Linked DNA regions of Homo sapiens: region 2 is linked to region 1. A link is a loop called in an ENCODE intact Hi-C map of the cell type or tissue named here. Cell type or tissue: K562. All regions are shown on one strand.

Region 1 (5,000 bases):
TGACAGAGTGATGCCCTATCTCAAAGAAAAAAAGGAGAAGAAAGGCCGGGTGGGGTGGCTAATGCCTGTAATCCCAGCACTTTGGGAGGCTGAGGCAGGCGGATCATTTGAGGTCAGGAGTTCAAGACCAGCCTGGCCAACATTGTGAAACCCGTCTCTACTAAAATACAAAAATTAGTCGGGTGTGGTGGCGGTGGCCTGTAATCTCAGCTACTCTGGAGGCTGAAGCAGGAGACTGGCTTGAGCCCGGGAGGTGGAGCTTGCAGTGAACCGAGATCATGCCACTGCACTCCAGCCTGGGCGACAGAGCAAGACTTCGTCTCAAAAAACAAAAACCAAAAAACAAAAAAAAAACAAAAAAAACAATTAACTACCCTTGTCCTTGGCTAACAACCTAAGGCAATAATCCAGAATGAGAGTTTTTAACCTTTACAAGCATTAAACCCATGCCACCCACTGAGCTATAAGAGTTCTCCTTACTTACCACCAGAGGGACCCTTAGTTCCTCTGAAACGTGGCGTTTCTGAAGCTACAATCCAGTATAAAGTCTGACACCAGAGAACTCACAGCCATGTCAAACTTATGCAAAATTATTTTAGGTGCTTCGAAAAATAGGTTTTACAGGCCAATCAAATATAATTGTATAAAATTAAGTTTAGGCCGGGCGCGGTGGCTCACTCCTGTAATCCCAGCACTTTGGGAGGCCAAGGTGGGCGGATCATGAGGTCAGGAGATTGAGACCATCCTGGCCAACATGGTGAAAACCCATCTCTACTAAAAATACAAAAAATTAGCCGGGCATGGTGGCGGGTGCCTGTAGTCCCAGCTACTCGGGAGGCTGAGGCAGGAGAATGGCGTGAACCCGGGAAGTAGGGAGCTTGCAGTGAGCCGAGATCACGCCACTACACTCCAGCCTGGGAGACAGTGCGAGACTCCGTCTCAAAAATAAATAAATAAATAAATAAATAAAAATAAAAAATAAAATTAAGTTTAGGATACTTTAGCACATTTCATAGAAAAAAGGCCAAAGCTGTTTGACATTTAAAATGTCTCCATTGGAACTAATATAGTAAATTCAAGTGAAGACAATGAGCTGTCTGCAAGAAAATATCCAGTGGGACTGTTGATTGGGAACACTAACAGCTTTTAGTGAGGGGAGAATAAAAGCCCACAGATGAGAAAACAAGATGCCAGAAATAAATGTAAATCAACCACCATATCTGCAAACAGCTGGCCTTGAGAAAAGATAAAAATTCCTTGTACTTGTTTCTGGGTATGGAGCTTGTGTTCAAAATGTTTCCAAAGACCACAAGAATGGCAAAAGCATATTGTCTTCAAATGAAGTACAACTTCTTTACTATCTTTTTGATTAACTTGTGTATTTTTCTTCCTGATTAGAGAGGCTTAGAGCTTGTTCCCATTTCTTTGGAGGAAAAGTATAGAATCATTCATTGCTCCCTGTAGTTTTACCTACAGAAAGAATTTACAATGGAATAAACAATTACTGGCTGGGCACGGTGGCTCACACCTGTAATCCCAACACTTTGGGAGACCGAGGTGGGCAGATCATTTGAGGTCAGGAGTTCAGGACCAGCCCAGGCAACATGGTGAAACCCCATCTCTACTAAAAATACAAAAATTAGCCGAGTGTGGTAGCGCGCACCTGTAATCCCGGCTACTCAGGAGGCTGAGGCAGGAGAATCACCTGAGCCCAGGACATGGAGGTTATAACGAGCTGAGATCCAGCTACTGCACTCCAGCCTGGGAAACAGAGCAAGACTCCGTCTCAAAAAAAAAAAAAAAAAAGTACTAATTACCAATGTGCTATGTCTAGCACTGCACTAACCCTTTCCTTTTTTAAAAAAATTCATCTTTCCCTTTATTCTGACATTATGACATTAAATAAAGTCCAAGAGATATTGGGCTGGTCCTTGTTTGGTCTCTGCCCTTTCCTTCTTTTCCAAGTGGTATTCATCATGCTTCTCTTGGAAGTCTTCTCAAATAACCTTATGTCTATAACATACTTTCTTCTAGATTCTTTTGAGAGTCTATTTGTATTAGATCTAGAAATAGAAATGTAAGGCTGAAATGTATTACTATGACAAACTGTATGTGTGTATTACAATCTTAATTGTGCTAATAAGGATAATTATAATAAATATAATATGGATGATTCAAAAAGGTTAGATGGTTATAATTAAAAAAAAATTGTCCTTGGATATTCCATTTGATTTGCTAAGCCTCGTGTTCTCTAATTTCATATATCCATCTCCCCCACCCCAACCAAAATATATATACACACTGTGTATACATATACACCCACACTATGAAGAGCTGACTATAGAAGCTGGAAATTGCCCTGTTTCTTTCCGCTGCTTGCTACCTTCTTCAGTTCTGGACATCGGCTCCGCAGTGGAACTAGGTAGCCTCAACTCTTATAATGATTCAAGATTATTCCTGTTTTACAACTTGAGGGAAGCTGGGGAACCTGTTAAGAGGATCCCAGCAATGAACTGGGCCTCAAGTGGAATGTCTCCCACTTTCTGCCTAACCTGCACGTCCATCAGCACCTCATCAATGAGATACGACTCCTCCGGGGAGAATTTCCCCCTGCCTGGTCCCCTTCCCTAGAGAGCCCTTCGCCAACCCTGGGAAAGCCCCAAACGACAGCTCCCGAGCGCCACCCGGACCAGACTCCAGGACCGCCCTGTCCCGCCACCCTTTTTCCCGCCCAGACTCCACGTCTTCTGAAAGAGGGCGTGGCCCGCAGGAAGTTCTCGCGTTACGGAAAGTGAAGTGTTTCCGGCTCCGGTGTCATGGCCGGCTCCTACCCTGAAGGTGCACCTGCAATCCTCGCCGATAAGAGGCAGCAGTTCGGAAGCCGGTTCCTGAGCGATCCGGCGCGCGTCTTCCACCACAATGCCTGGTAATCACCCTGCCCCCTCGCCCGGCCTGTCGCTGGCCGTCTGTCCCGCCGCCTCGGAGCATTCCGAAAAGCCCCTGACCGCCGGCCACGAGTCAAGCTGCCCTACCCGAGGCACTCTCCAAGGGGAGAGAAACTCCTAGGCCAGCGACTCACCCTGCTCGCAGCCAGGACGTGAAGCCCCTAAGCTGCCCGTTTGATTTTCTCAGGGACAATGTGGAGTGGTCGGAAGAGCAAGCCGCGGCGGCGGAGAGAAAAGTCCAGGAGAACAGTATCCAGCGGGTGTGCCAGGAGAAACAAGGTGCGCTTAAATGGGCTCTCGTTGGTATCAACAGCCAGCGTACTGCCGAACGCGCCCTCCCGGAGAGGCCAGGGAACCGCGGCCGCCCACATCCTTTATTCCTGGCCTGATGCGGATCTCAGGAGTAGAGCAGGACAGGGAGGGGATGAGCAAGGAGGGAAAAGGGCTGCATTGTAACAAAATCTTAAGTCGTAGAGGGTTTTTTTAATATATAGTTTTACTTTGGAGGAGGGTAATTTTGTCTTTAATTATGTTGAGTAGATCCACGTTGATATGGCTAGCCAATGACAACTGTGTGGTCACGCGATCATCTTAGAACCTGTACTTTTTACATGATTTGCATTTTCCATGAGGAGATGTTTCCATTGAAGCTTCATTTAAGTGATTAGATTCTAAATATTGTTGGGAGGGGGGCTAATGACTGGTGACTGTGTGTCTATTACTTGTGTGATGGTTATGAGAATTTAGGGCTTCAGTCAAGGAAAGGTGGATGCAGCAGAGTGGAGATAAGTCTGGCCAAAGAAAAGGAGGCCCCTGCTTGAGAGGTTGATGATTTCACTGCAAAATATCCCTAGATAGTAAAACTAGGACTGATTGTTCCAGACAATTGAAGATAGCACTACAAATTTAGTACCTGCTGAAAGAGTTCTGTACAACAAAAAGGTTCCAGTTACAAAACATTCACCCTGCATAGTCTGACAGCAACTAGATCAAAGCAAGTTAATAGTTAAAAGGGATTTTGAAAATCATGTGGTTCAATATTCTCTTTTTATAGTTAAAGACACTTGGACCACAGGACATTAAGTGCTTTTCCCAGAGGTAAGCAGTCAGTAGTAGCAGTAGTGGAACTAAAATCCTGTTTCTTAGGGAGTCTTGGTTGATTCAGCAGGTGAGTTGTGAGTTGTTAACACACTTCTTAGTGGATTCCAACTTCCATTGTCACCGTCCTGCTCAATTTGTTAGGTTTTTATTCTTTCTACTACACTAGTCAAGGCCCCCTGAACTGGCAAGAGCAGTAAACTGAAATCTGGGACTGTCATGATCACCTTAAAAACAGCCTTCATTTAAACTGTCCATACTTTTTTTTTTTTTTTTGGAGGCGGAGTCTCGCTCTGTCACCAGGCTGGAGTGCAGTGGCGCGATCTCAGCTCACTGCAATCTCCTCCTCCCTGGTTGAAGCGATTCCCCTGCCTCAGCCTCCCGAGTAGCTGGGACTACAGGTGTGCACCACCATGCCTGGCTAATTTTTTGTATTTTGGTACAGATGGGGTTTCACCATGCTGGCCAGGATGGTCTCAATCTCCTGACCTCGTGATCCGCCCATCTTAGCCTCCCAAAGTGCTGGGATTACAGGCATGCGCCACTGCACCTGGCTACTTCTAGGATTTTTTAATAGTTAAAAGTCATCTGGCTGGGCGCGATGACTCATGCCTGTAATCCCAGCACTTTGAGAGGCTGAGGCGGGTGGATCACGAGGTCAGGAGATTGAGACCATGCCTGGCTAACACGGTGAAACCCCGTCTGTACTAAAAAATAGAAAAAATTAGCCGGGCGTGGTCGTGGGCCTGTAGTCCCAGCTACTCAGTAGGATGAGGCAGGAGAATGGCATGAACCCGGGAGGTGGAGCTTGTGGTGAGCCAAGATTGCGCCCCTGCACTCCAGCCTGGGTGACAGAGCGAGACTCTGTCTCAAAAAGAAAAAAAAGTCATCCAAAGATGTAGGAGGACACTTGATAGATAGTAAGTTCTCTGGTTGATTGTTCAAACAGAATTTAGA
Region 2 (5,000 bases), 280 kb after region 1:
ATTTTAGAGCAAGATTACACATTCTCTGAAGGAAAATGCTAGTTACTTACAGGATTTAAGTAATAGTTGTATCTAACACCTGATCTGTATCAAAATGAGTCTCTTTTCTTAGAGTCACTAGTACTTTTCAATTCTGATCACTTTCCTATGTTGTATTCATGAAATGAACACAAGCTGGGGAAAGACATTATTTGCTACCAAGTGACAATCTTTTCAATCCTGCAAATAATAGAGCATAGGACTATACCAAGATTTCTCTTCTGTTGGAAGTTTTGACTTCAACTTCATATTCCAAACTGGGCTGCTTACTTGGGTGACATTACATAGGATGACTTTGCCCCTATAGTTAAGTGATTGCACCTTTAAACAGAAGTTTTCATATCATGGACATATTTTTAAATCCATAAGATGACAGATCTGGAAGAAAGACACTTATAAAGCTTCATAAAGCCACTGATTCTTTAGCTTTGTGGTTTTGCTTTATAATCTACATACTAACCCTTTCAGCTTATTAACATTCTTATAATCAGATATACATTCTTACCACATCATTTCCTCAGAGTTCTCTGTTTTCATGTAAAAATCCAATTCAACACAGTATTTAAAAGCTGCTAGCCATTTTTTAGACAAGCATCTTCCTGTCTTTTTATCTGTTTTTTAAAAATAATCTTGCCTTGAGATATAAATGATCCCAGAACTTTTCTGATATCTTTGTATTTTTATCAAAAGTGTTACTTTTTCTAAAATCAGCTAAATTTTTGAAGTCTGATGTAACTATTTTGAATTTTTAGAAAACCATGATTATTTACCAAGAATTGGAGTTTCTCTTCTGTAAGCAATAAAGAAAAATAAAGTTCAGCCACATCTTCGCTAGAGAAAATAAAAATGAAAACAAGGAAAAACAAAGTTTTACATGTTGTTTGATGCAAAGAGTGGAGAACTTGGATAGGAATGGATATTCACTCCTGAATTCTAACCATAGGCTGAAATCTACCTCCAAAGAGATAGGCTGAGTTTGCTTTTGGATCCAAGTGCACCAGCCATGACTGTGTTGACCTTATTCACGTGGCTTATTACAGACCAGTAATGGACCATTTTTTTCAGTTGCTGGCCTGGCAGTTTTGTTTTGGAGACAATTTTTTATTTCTGTGCATTAGCCCTGGGCACACACCTGGCTAAGTCCAGAGTTCTGTGTCTTTTTAACCTTTTGCTGGATTTCTCTGCATTTTCTACAGAAAGATTGTAAGTAAAATAGATGGCGACAAGGACGGGTTTGTCACTGTGGATGAGCTCAAAGACTGGATTAAATTTGCACAAAAGCGCTGGATTTACGAGGATGTAGAGCGACAGTGGAAGGGGCATGACCTCAATGAGGACGGCCTCGTTTCCTGGGAGGAGTATAAAAATGCCACCTACGGCTACGTTTTAGGTAGGTCCCTACTGTCTGGGGGAAAAAGCCTTGTGGAGCTGGCACCTTGAAACGTAACTGTTTTGTCTTGTAGAATGATTGTAGATAAAATAGACGCGGATAAAGATGGGTTTGTGACGGAGGGGGAGCTGAAATCCTGGATTAAGCACGCCCAGAAGAAATACATATATGACAATGTTGAAAACCAATGGCAGGAGTTTGATATGAATCAAGACGGCTTAATCTCCTGGGATGAGTACAGAAACGTGACTTATGGCACTTACCTGGGTAAGGGGCAAGATGTCAGCCTGGCAGGGACCGTGGTCTTGAGTCAAAGAAACAAATGGGTCACACAGTAAAGGAAAGGAAGCTTATCTTAAATAGTTCAATTCAGTGCTAAGCTGATTCCCTTTATTAATTTTAAATTTGTATATTATGTATTTTTAAATTTGTTTAATTTTTGTTTTCTGAAGTCTGGAAGTCTGGTATCTTCTACATTTTTAGCATTTTACATATATTTTACCATTTTTTCTTTATGTCATCCCTCATAGAGACAATTTTTGGAGTAGATTTCATTTAAAAGAATACATTGGGCTGGGTGCCGATAGCTCACGCCTATAAGCACTTTGGGATGCTGAGGCAGGAGGATTGCCTGGGCCCAGGAGTTTGAGACCAATCTGGGCAACATAGGGACACCCTGTCTCTACCAAAAAAAAAAAAAAAAATTTAAATTAGCCAAGCATGGTGGCACACACCTGTCCTAGATACTCAGGAGGCTAAGGTGGGAGGATCACTTAAGCCCAGGAGGTTGAGGCAGCTGCGAGCCATGATTGCACTGCTGCACACCAGCCTTGGGGACAGAGCGAGCTCTGTCCAAAAAAAAAAAAAAAAAAAAAAAAGAGGCTATGAGGCTACATACTTCCAACAGTGCAAAGCAAGGGGCTTTGAGATGTTTCTTGACATGGTCCCAGTAAAGTGTTGGACCTAAAATTCAAACCAAATTAGATTTCTTTATAACTGGTGAGAAGTCTTAATAAAATAGTTTTCCTTAATAAAATTTAACTATTTCAGTATGTCTGCTTACTGAAGTTTGGAAATGAAAATTTCCCATTTGTTTTCTCTGGCACATGAGTTTATCAGCCTGCTTTGCAAGTGCTTTAAGGCAAATAAATGTTAATTTGATTGCTTTTTGTTGATTTGATAGCTTGTATGCTTGGGCCACCTGTTAGTAATTTTCTTTTACTTGTAACACTTGCCTGCTGCTGAATACTAGGCAGTGAGTCTTATTGAGTTGATGATCCAGGGTGTTTTTATTTGTGAAATTCCTCTGTTGTACATGGTTACAGTTTAAGACAAGAATTGTATTAATATAAATGAATATAAATGGTACTTTCTCCATTTTAATCCTGGAAATTAGGCAACCTTCTGGGTTAAAGCAAGCGTTCTCCGCCACTGACTAACAGTGAGTGTATAATGGATCTGTTTCCCCACAGATAGCCAGCTGTCTGCATTAATTACAGGACTGCATGCATTTCTGGTGAAGAGACTTTTATTTCTGTGTCAGGCTTGTTCTCATTCCTAAGACTAAAGTGGCACTCTCTCTCAATGCTTGACACTTAGCCAAGAACCAAACATATCCTTCACCCAATTAAGAACACATGTATTAAACAGTCAGCACAGATGGAGAGGCATCCTGCTTCTTGCTCTGGCTGAGACCCAACACCTTCCTGATTTATTTGGAATTAATGATAAATACAAAGCAAAGAGTAGGCTATTGGTGATCTAAACAAAATGGTGTGTAAATAAATCTCAGCTCCGACCTAGGCACTCACTTGCTGCCCAGAATGATTCTTCGGTGCTGTGTATGATTATGTGCATAAAAATCTGTTGAGAGCTCTGTTGCCTCACAAGGCAGATGATTCAACGTAATGGGTATTTCTGCTGCCTGAGACTGCATAAGCTGAAGCACTGGCTGGGAAGCAATGTCTTTATAAGGCATCTTTCCCCAGAGGCATGAGGGTGGACAGCACTGAGGGGGTCATGAGTCGGCTTAGAGAAGTGAGGAGTTTTTGTTACTGTGTGTTCTTGATTCAATTTGGAGTTCAGGTATAAATCATCATAGCTCTTAGTTAAAATCTGTCTCAATGAATCCGCTATCCATGAGAGAAAGGTTAACACTGTCTCTGCCACAAGGAAAATATGAAATACTGAGATCTACCCTGCCTATAGCAAAACTAGATCAAGAGCCTACCTAAAGCTGTATACAGGCCAGCTAGGGCCAAAACTGGTGCTTAGGATAAATACAGCATTCCAAGCAGAGCTATAGGAAAATAGGTTTTGTCATTAAAAATAAAGTTTTGGACAGGCACAGTGGCTTATGCCTATAATCCTAGCATTTTGGGAGGCCGAGGCAGAAAGGTTGCTTGAGTCCGGGAATTCGCGACCAGCCAGGGCAACAAAGCCAGACCCCGTCTTTACAAAAAAAATATTAAAAATTAGCCAGGAGTGGTAATACTTGTCAGTAGTCCTAGCTACTTGGGAGGCCGAAGCAGGAGGATTGCTTGAGCCCCAGAGTCCAAGACTGCATTGAGCTATGATTGCATTGCACTCCAGCCTGGGCCACACAGAACAAGGACCTGACTATAAATTAAAAAAAAAAAAAATTGTATCTTCCTGTTTCCCTCCTTATATATATATGTGCATGTTGCTATTAGGCTATTTGAGTCCAGTCACCATTTTTACCTTTTACCCCAAGGAGGGGAGGAGAGCACTTATGTAAGAATCTAGTCTTAAAGTATAAGTTGTCTTGTTATGTTTCTTATTTATGTTACATAGTCCTGAAACCTTGTTTAGAAGAGACACTTTAGTATCTGAGAAAGGCTTGTTTGCCTTACGTTCTCCATCTCAACCTATTATGGCTTTGAGTGTGTGTGTGTGTGTGTGTGTGTGTGTGTGTGTACACAGGATCCCAAAGCCTTATGACTCGTTAAGCTGTCTGACTGAATTTTTGACACTCAATAAAAAATGAAGCTTCAAAATGCTCAACTCTCAAAATAGTACAGTAGTTTTGTTTTTGTTTCTTTAAACTGTGCTTAAAGTATGGAAAGACTGAACAATCTCAAAGGTCAGCAGTAATGATGTTATTCTTAAAGGGGCCCTGTGGGTCTTTTTTATAAAAGCAGTGTCATATCCTTTTTATGTAATCAATATGTTGCAGGAACAATAATTTCTTACCATTAATGTGGTGTCTTTTACTTTTTAAAATATCTTCATGTCTGTTATCTTAATTTGGTTTATACAGGAACGCAGATTGAAAAAGAATTTTATTTTCTGCAGTTAACGCCACATTTTTTCAGCTTAAAAAACTAAATTTCACTTTTCTATATTCTTATATAGAGACTAGATAACTGCTGCTTGTGTAGCTCGATGTCATAACAGATGGGTAGTTCCAAATTCAATTTGGTTGTAATCTAAGGGTTTTTTTTTTTGTATACCTTTGTCAAGTTATTATTGACATAAAGTGAACTGTATGTATTTAAGTGCATAATTGATGAGTTTTGACGTATGTATTTACCAGTGAAACCACCACTGC

What was found. A loop is a pair of places that touch in the nucleus more often than their neighbours do. Peaks named below come from ENCODE experiments on the same cell type or tissue, not always from the same donor. Only the 100,000 strongest peaks of a DNase experiment are listed, where the experiment ranks them.
Region 2: a loop joins it to region 1, with 2.9 times the contacts of the local background. A loop is called at or near these places in 1 of 110 quality-filtered maps.

What each region holds. Positions count from the first base shown.
Region 1 is chr7:128,473,950-128,478,949 of GRCh38, forward strand. METTL2B (methyltransferase 2B, tRNA N3-cytidine) reads left to right here and starts at 2,799. Exons shown (of 9, transcript NM_018396.3): 1 at 2,799-2,926; 2 at 3,133-3,224. The coding sequence starts at 2,817. RefSeq lists enhancers at 2,636-2,685, 2,906-3,075. In K562, CTCF peaks have their summits at 485 (motif pointing right) and 2,860; DNase peaks (open chromatin) are centred at 448, 2,792 and 3,333; H3K4me3 peaks cover 1,658 bases.
Region 2 is chr7:128,753,027-128,758,026 of GRCh38, forward strand. CALU (calumenin) reads left to right here. Exons shown (of 7, transcript NM_001219.5): 3 at 1,236-1,429. Among named protein-coding and RNA genes, the nearest start is that of CALU, 16 kb to the left of the region's middle. In K562, no CTCF peak of the experiment used is centred here; no DNase peak of the experiment used is centred here.